Linked DNA regions of Mus musculus: region 1 is linked to region 2. The links are chromatin contacts, found by Hi-C in ENCODE. All regions are on one chromosome and are shown on one strand. Each heading gives the region's core, a stretch centred on a gene start or an enhancer-like site at or near the end of the contact. The rest is flanking DNA. Distances are from core to core; before and after follow the strand shown.

Evidence for each region. A loop is a pair of places that touch in the nucleus more often than their neighbours do.
Region 1: a map of left cerebral cortex shows a loop between it and region 2 (3-fold over the local background). The contact joins the promoter of Nab1 here to the enhancer-like site in region 2. A Hi-C loop is called at or near these places in 2 of 37 maps with a recorded cell type or tissue (both left cerebral cortex).

What each region holds. Positions count from the first base shown.
Region 1 is chr1:52,498,989-52,503,401 of GRCm38, forward strand. It overlaps Nab1 (Ngfi-A binding protein 1), which reads right to left and starts at 1,460. Exons shown (of 8, transcript NM_008667.3): 1 at 1,222-1,460. It also overlaps the pseudogene Gm5976.
Region 2 is chr1:52,463,309-52,467,899 of GRCm38, forward strand. It overlaps Nab1 (Ngfi-A binding protein 1), which reads right to left. Exons shown (of 8, transcript NM_008667.3): 5 at 3,582-3,671; 6 at 1,477-1,639. Among named protein-coding and RNA genes, the nearest start is that of Gm23460, 21 kb to the left of the region's middle. Within about 2 kb of position 1,657, at least 1 of the 3 ENCODE cell types and tissues checked has a DNase peak (open chromatin) inside an H3K27ac peak, as active enhancers do; it is left cerebral cortex, where a contact is called at or near this core.

The DNA.
Region 1 (4,413 bases), core at 210-2,709, 35 kb after region 2:
AGAAAGAAAGAAAGAAACAAATTATCTCCCTAGCACTTCTTGAAATTATTTTCTTTCAAGATGTAATGTTCCAGTATCTAAACTGGAAACAGAGATGAAGAAGGCTGACTGCACTGCCTATCTACAAATTCTCAACAGCATACTTATTTATCTGCTTGAGCTTACTGAAAGAACAGAATTAAATGTCTCAAAAGATGCAAGCTGGAGGAAGAAACCTTCAATCCAAGTCACTTGTGCTGGCACAGAAGCTGGGTGTGAAGCAGCTCTTTGAATCTCAGGAAGATAGCCTCCACCCTGGTCGGCTATCCGATACAATGGACCCTATACATCCTCTCTCCAGTATCTCTTCTTAAAACCGGCAGATGAATTATAAATGTCATAACATATATTGTACAAAGAAAGATTTTTCAAAAAGTGAATATTTAAAAAGGGTAATTCGCTGCGTGTACAAAACAGCGAACCATTTCGGATGTGACTAATCTTATTTTAAATTCGGTTCCTCTGCTCCTATGCAATCTAATATTAACTATTAAAACTGCCAAAATATTTTTATACGAGATCTTAGAATCTCCTTAGAGATTCTGATCTTTGCACTCCGTAAAGTTGGCAGGCACGTCACTGGCAAACCAATCGGTAGTGACAACTTACTCCAAACCAGCTCTTTCGGATCAAATTGTAAATTAGCAGGCAATCCAAAATTTCCCAAGCCTCCCTGAGCCAGGGCACGGTTCCCGCTGGTCGCCCGCTGCAAAACTTGGTCAGCTCAACCTACAGACGCAAATTCCAGCTCTACCCAGGAGATTCCTTGCAGATCTCCCGGGTTGACCGTACTTCGGTGTCTGTCCCCGTAAGGTCACACACCTGCGTCCAAAGCTTCTCTGTCCTACACGTGTCTGCACATTCCCCACTCAGCCTCAAAGGCTCGGCGACTCCCGCTTCCCTGCACCTGGGTGCCAAGTTTCTGAAAGCCACTTCCAAGCAAAACTCTCCTTCCGCTCTGAAAACACAACTACAGTAGGAAGGGGCGGATAACAGGAAGAAAGCGGAGACTCAGCGGCACTTTTCGGAAGTCCCTGGTCGCCCCGGAGCTGGCACCCCACGCGGGCCCGCGAGCGCGTCCTCCCCGCACAGCCCGCGCCCCCCGCCCGGCAGGACGCGACGGCCCCGCCGAGCCACGCGTCCGCGCCCCCCGCTCCATCTCGAGGCCCTCCCGGTACCTACGCGGCCCGCAGCTGCGGCGCGCTCCGCGACGACGGCTCTGCCGGGCTCCTGCGGCGGCTGCGGCGGCCGGGACGCCCCCGCGCCCATCGAGGGGGGCAGGGACGCGGTGGGCGCGCGCTCCGTCCCCCGCCCGCCCCGACGGCGCTCGCTCGGTCGCGCGGGCGGAGGCTCGGGCGGAGGCGGGCGGCGGCGGCCCCGGGCGCCCTCCCTAGGCCTCTCCCGCCGCCCCTCCCTCGGCCTCTCCCTCTCCCTCCCCCGCCACCTCCGCCGCCCCCGCCCCGCCCCGCGCGCTGTCACATCGGGAGATTCCGCTCTTGCTCCATTCGCCGCTCCGGCTCCCGCCCACGCGCGGCCGAGTGACGCAGATCCCGGCGTGGGCGGCCGCGGGGCGGGGGTGGGGGCCGGCGGGGCTGAGGCTCGGCGCGGTCCCGGGGGTGGCCCATTCCCACGGCAGCTGGGAGCGCGCGGGTGGGGGCGCGCGCGCGGGTCGGAGGAGGAGGAGGCTTCCGTGGATCCGCGGACAGCGCTGCCTGCCAAGCCCCGCACCGGGCCCGCCCAGGAGGGAGGGGGTGGGGGGGGTACAGAACCGCAGGTGCGGTGCGGACCTGTCCCTCCTCGCCCACTCCACCCTGTCCCCACCCTCGCCCAGGCCTGGTTTGAGGAGGGAGGAAAGGGAAACTCTGGCCTGGTGGCTTAATGACACCCTTTTCATGTCTGGAAACCTTGTGTTACTTTACAGGCCATTCTCTGTTGTCTTCCTGTAGGCAAATGACACACTCCTGGTGCTGTCTTGAGCGTGTCAAAATAGAGTTCTTAAGGCAAGGTGTAGACATTTTGAGCTTGGTTTGCATAAACTTTTCTAGCCAAAGAAAGTGTTACAGCACCTCAAAAGCTAAAGCTATTGCCAAAATTTTAAGGGGAAAAAAATTAAATCTATTTTTGCCTTCCTTGGGGAGGGGGTTTCAAAGAAAAGAATTCAAGTTTTAATGGTGTGCTCTTACTGCAATACAGGTAGAATCCTGTTTTAATGTACATATAAAAATCCAGTTTTATATAGGAGGCCGTTCCCACTTCCTGGCTGGCCTCCCAGAGTGTGCCTACTTGGTTGAAGGGGATACAAGGCATTCTTTGAGAAGAGAAATTCTTTAAACCACATCTTTATGTTGCAACAATGGGTGGGATGATAATATTGAAAGAAAAAGACCTTATTAAATAAACCATTTTTTCTTTTTGTAAAAACATGTTCTACAAATGAGTGATGTCAATGGAATAGATATGTACTTAAATGCATAAATATATAAACATATAGTTACATGGTTAAGTATACATTTAAGCTGAAATATCTTCCCTGTTAGTGACAAGCCTGTCTAGAATAGTTGGTATTTTAAATAATTATTCTTAGTTCCTCAAATTCTTCAGAAGAAATAACAGCTACAAGTGTCTCCCTGCCACTCCAATTGTCAGTGTTTATGCTCCTGCTCAGCGAAGAGGAATTTAATTTGGGTGGTTGTAGTACAGTCAGGGCTACTGAGACAATTTCTTGGCCGGTGTGGAAAGGTAGAGGTTAATGGGTAGTCGAGCAATGAAATCCGCAAAATTCTTCTAATTCTTCACTGGGAACTCTGATGGTTTGCAAACATTGTTGCTTCTGAAAAGCCTAGGGGGAGGGGTGCGTGTAGCTTTATGCCACGCAGTTAGTGATTAGTCAACTTGGTGAGCTCACCTGCACTGCACAGCGTTCTCCAGAATTGAGTCCAAATTGCATGCTGTGCTCCGGTAGGGCGTGCTTCTGCCCTGCTGAAGGCTATACCGACAAGGAAATGTGTCTGGGGCTGATCCTTTTTACAGTTAACCACTCAAGTCCTTCCTTGTTTATGTTCTGGGCACATTAGATAGTGTGTTCTTCCCACATTAAGAATGGCATTCTGGGCCCACTATGCTTTGCTTAAATGCCCTATGGTTTCTGGGAGAGGTGGTGGGAGGAAAGAAAATGAAAGAAAAAAATTTTAAGCTTTTAGGCATCAGGTTCTTTATGGGCACACTGTAGTCAACAGGACTGTTCGACAGGCCTGAGATGTTCACCTGTATGTGAGACAAGTTGGAGGAGAAAGCATTGATTCTGTGCATGCCGTCCTTCCCATTCCTAAACTCCACCTCCCTGCTCTCAGAGTGGAGGTCTTCTAGCTCCTTGGTGCCTTAGTGGGAGGAGAAGGGATACATTCTGTAAGGTAACAATTATGGAGTGGGGTTGTTCTCTGAAGGCCCTCTGGGAGAGATTAGACCGTTTTAGAATTTCTTGGAGGCAGTCCCAGGCAGTTCTAAGAGAACGTGGCAACACAAATGGTTCTTCTTGAGACCATTTGGATATCTTTTGTTAAAAAGAACCCTGCAGTAGCTTTGTTTCTTCTGGTTTGATTTTACCATAAATACCTGTATGCTTAAATTACTCATTTTCTCCAGTACGTCTTGTTAAGTGTTAATTAAATACCAAAGTTAAGTTCTGAGGACACAAATAACCGTGGTTAAACCACAGTTTAAACCATGGTTCTGTTCCCAGAACTTTTCTATAAAACAGCAAAAATAAAAGATCAAAAGAAAGCCTAAAAGCTAAGGAACATGATCTGTTTCTCTTCAATTCTTTATTTCCTATATTAATAGATTCATGGACTATCAACACAACTATCAACTTGGCACTCCCTTGAATCCATGTCACAGTGAAATAGAACTAAAATTCTTTAAAATGGGAGGTTCCTGTCTCATCCCACATTCCAGAAAGAGCCTTAAGGATACCTGAACATTTCTCTTTTTTGGGGTGTGTGTGTGTGTGCAGTGAACTTTATTGATGGTATTCAAGAGAGTAGGGAGGGGTCCCCAGGCCTCTCCTGTTGTTTTGGGGTTCTGGAATGGAAATTTTGAGGGAGATGCTCAGTGTTGGGCGCCGAGTTGGGATAGGGACTCTTCAACAACCAAGGGCCTCTCTCTTGCTCTCAGTGTTCTTGCTGGAGTGGGTGGTCCAGGGTTTCTTACTCCTTGGAGGCCATGTATACCACGAGGTCCATCACCCTGTTGCAGTAACCATATTCATTGTCATACCAGGAAATGAGCTTTACAAAGTTGTCATTGCGAGCAATGCTAGCCCCAGGTGGAGGAATGGGAGTTGCTGTTGAAGTCACAGGAGACAACCTGGTCCTC
Region 2 (4,591 bases), core at 407-2,906:
CTTACTGCTGGTGACAGTGAACACTGGTACAGCCACCTTGGAAACCAGTATGGAGGGCTCACAGAAAACTAAAAACAACCTCCATGCAGCCCAGCTCTACCACGCCTGCATACATGCCTGCAGTGTTCTGGAGACCCTACAACAGAGATGTGCGCGATCCGCTTATCACTGCACTCCTCAACAGCCAAGATATATCATCAGGCCCAGATGTCCACCAGCAGAAGAGCAGATAAAGAACACGAGGTACAGGTGCATGGGGGAGTTTTATTCAGCCAGCCAGAAAGAAAAGTAAAATGATAACACAGGGAAGCAGATAGGTTGGGAATCATATTACATTAAGTGAGGTAAGCCAAACTGAGAGATCAACTCCACAGTTTCTTTTGTATGTTGAACCTAGATGCACACACGCGCACACTGCACACGCATATATGTGTGTGTGTGTGTGTGTGTGTGTGTGTGTGTGTGTGTGTGTGTGTGTGTGTGTGTGATGAAACCAGAAAGGGGATGATAGGAAGAAGGGATTTTATGGAGGGTGAAGGGAGAGAGTGTAATATGGTATGTGTTACAAGAAAGGGGCTGTTGGAGGGAGGAAAATACTGCATGAAATACCACATCAAAACCTGTTACTTTTTAACAGGTTAAGTTATGAACTTAAATCATGTTTTAAAAGATGGACTCTTACTTGGTGAAAGAAATTATTAACAATACTAAGCACTTACTAGAAAGTAAATAATACATAAAATAAGACAATATCCTTCAGTATACTATTTACTGATATTGAAGCTAAGGACCGATTTACAGGGCTACACACCATTCCTCGCTACTTGAAGCTAAGCTGTGCATAAGCAAGGATGTCTTTTGCACTGCTCTGCCTTCTGGCCTTGGAGGCCTGCCTGGCATATAGAAAACACTTCAAAAAACCTTTTCAATGAGTGGATGACAATGACATGGGGTTTTCTTCATACTGAAGACAGGAGAAAAGCCAAAAACATTTTTTTTTTCAGAGTAGTAAAAACACTCATGACTCAGCTTTCTAACACAGACTTGTGTTAGGAAACAAATATACATTTTAGACAAATTGATTTTTGAAATTTAAAGAACGATGTTTCTGTCGTTTGGAAAAGGTGAGGGTGTACTTCAGTGGAAGGCCCTGGGTTCAATCCTAGCACCACAAGGAAACAGGTGCTATCAGCAAAGCAGCATCTTTGACGGAATCTGTTTCTTAGGGGAAATGGGCTGTATTCGCACATCCCTGTCCTGACCAAGCCTCTACACATGCGCAAGCTACAGTACAGGAATAATAAAACGTAAGGACTTTTAGAAATTAAAATATACAGGATGCAGGATGACCACTTTCCTCTGAAAAGGGACTAGTGAAAATGGATTTCTGCAGATATGATCCCTTCAAGACATAAAGGAATCCATTCTCCCCACTTCTCTTTGAGAGGCAAGTGGCCAGTCACTGCAGAGGCTCACCTTGTCCATCAGAGCTATCAGAAGGCAGGCCGCCATCAGGGCTCTGCTCGCCGGAGCTCTGCCTGTAGAGCCCGGCCGTGAGTCTCCTCTCCTGCTGCAGCCTCTCATACCCGGCCTGGGCACACAGGAGCTCCATCTGCTTCGCCATCCCCTTTTCAGCCTGCTAGTGAGTAAAGCAAAGATAAAAGCAATAACTAAAGCATTCTAGATTTCTTCATGGCCTGATGCTGCTAATTTGAGACACCAGCGAATGCATTTAGTATTTATTAAAAGGAGCTCACACTTCCTGTGGATGTATATCTGCCTCCATAACTATGAATGCATGCTTGTGTCATGTAAGACACCAGGTTTGTTCAAAAGGTTTCCTTTCAGTCCCATAAAGAGAACTCTATGTAAACTCAAAGCCAATGTAAGCTTCACTTTGTTTCCCAAGGTTCTGAGTCCTTTAAAGGATTTCCCCTTCTTTCTAAAATAGAAAAAAAGAAAAGAAATCAAGAAAGAAAGAAGATGGAAAAAAAGAGCCTAAGAGCAGCAGCAACATCTGCTGTCAACTGCTTTGAGCACAGGGTGAAATCCTGGCATCTTATTTTAGGATTTGGCGCTACCCAGATTCTGCTATGATGACAGCCTGCTTGGAGGAGAAAAGGTGTAAAATGCTTGTCTAGAAGAACAAGACAAACACACCTCCCACCAAAATTAAACAATGCAAATTATGCAGAGAGGCATCCCTGCCAGCAAGGATCTCTGCCTCCATCCCAGAGTGAAGCAGCATTTCCAAACCACGCATAGATGGACATGTTTGAAACAGAAGGCTGCTGTGTGACATATGAGGTCACCTCTGCACGTGTTTTAGAGGCTCCTTTTCTGTGTTCTGCTTTAAATTACTTGCATGTGATATTCAAAGCAGTGTGTCTATATGACATTTGCCAATGAAGTAATAGTCAAAATGCAGATATGATTCATTATCATGTTATATAAAAGTACTATAAGAATGCCACTATGTAAAATTGGTTACAAAAGTCATGATTCACAATTTTAAAAATCAATAGATGGAACACATAATGGATTAAAAAACAGAAGAAATACCCTTATTACTTTTCTAGACATGTACAAACCAGATCAAAGGTAACAACTTCATTTTGGCAAGTTAACTGGGGACATTTCAACAGGCCATTCTGGGAGGGAAACATAGTAGCAAGGTTTGGCAATACTAAACGGGCCTGCAAACAGGTCTGCAGTTCTGTCTAAAAGGGACATTCACACACGGACTTTGGAAATGTCCACTTCTGAGCACATACATAGTTAAAAATTGACTAAGATTTTGGGGTAGGAGGATAGCTATTGTAGCACACAGTACTGGCTGTAGAAGCCTGAGAAACCAAATTCAAATCCCAGCACCCACATGAAGAACTGAGCTGGGAGGTATGCGCCATGACTCCAGCATGAAGAACTGAGCTGGGAGGTATGCGCCATGACTCCAGTAGTGGGGAGCAGATCCAGCTGGGTTCCTGGGGCTCTGCAGCCAGCTAGAAGAACAAATAAGAACAAGGCTAACAAGAGCCCTGTCTCAAAAAAATCAAGGTGGGTGGACCCTGAGGAACCACACCCAAGGCTTCCGTCTGGCCTCTATAAACAGGTGCACACATGAGTACACCTACCAGCACCCTTGTGCACCCACACAAGCATGCACCCCCTGACATATACACAGAAATTAATAAAATTATCCAAAGCTACACACTAATTTAACAATTGTTCAGTAATGCTTTAAATGGGGTAAGAGTAGCAATGTTGACGATATGTTATTGAGATCTTGTGCTATTTTACCTAAGAGTTGTACCAAAATGGCTGTTTTCCCTGATACTCAAAGAATGTGTCACTTCCTACAGAACTACAGAGAGTAAGTAACAGCTTATCAGATTCTGTTCATGAGCCAAATGAAACCAAGATGTTCCTGCCATCAGACAGATAAAGCTGAGGACCAGAAGACATTTAACAACAAGCAGAAACAAACTGTATCCTCACAAACATCAAGTGGAAGCTAGCTGAAGCACCCACCTACCCCCAACCTATAGCTATTCCCATGACAGTCACGGCAGGTGCCTTACCTGTGAACCGAGCCCTGCAAGCTCCTCGCTCTTGGCTCTGGCCTGCTGGAAGAGTGTTGGCACAGATTCCTGGAAGTCGGGAAATCCATCCTGTGGGGCCCGGAGATTCAGACTTTGTTAGCACACAAAGCAAAGACAACCCTCTGCCCTGAGTAGTAAATAATCTGAGATCTTAATGTAGAATATTGCATTTCAGTCTTCGAAGCCACCGTGTCTTATTTTCTATAGTAAAACTGCAAATGAACAAGATTGGAAATCTGATGCTCTCTAGCACCAGCACTGGCAAGCAGACTTTATGACCACAGAGACAAGAGTTCCAACCAGCACCCCCTCACACACACTCACCTCACCGCCCCCCACCCCCCACTCACCTGCTGAACCAGCTCACATGCTCACACCAGACACTTGGAGCCTTCTCCTACTTCTAGCTTTACGAAAAGCACTGAAGTATTTCCATGAAAATAGCATCTTTCAATAGTTTTGACTATCCAGCACAAAAAGCATCAAGAGGCAGAACCCTCCACCAGGAAGCCACCTTTGCTGTCTAACGTTGTTGCAGTGGTCCTCAACGGTACAAGCATGTTGCTGATACTTCACAACTGTAATTTTGCTACAGTTCTGAATCTTAGAAAGCATGTGGCATGCAGGCTATCTGAGCCACAGGTTAAGAACCAGAGGTTAAAGGCCTTGTTTGGATGGGTTATGGGCTTCATCCAGCGTAACTTTCAATGCTGGGACTGGGAACTGTTGGGCTTTTAAAAATATTTTTTTTGTTAAATTTTTTTGACATGCAAAAGTTAATATATTGCCGTTGCATAAGCTTGTATATTACCCTCTGGTTTATATGTGACCGTTTTATAAGCTTGTGCAGTACCATGATTTGTACTGCTCTAAAGTCCAAAAGGGAGTTTTAGTAATTCAGTAAGTAGCCATATTGCCATGTTTTTTATTGCTTGTTTATAATCTGTCTGGTAAAGACCTAAAGTAAAAGAAAAAATTAAATTGCCACC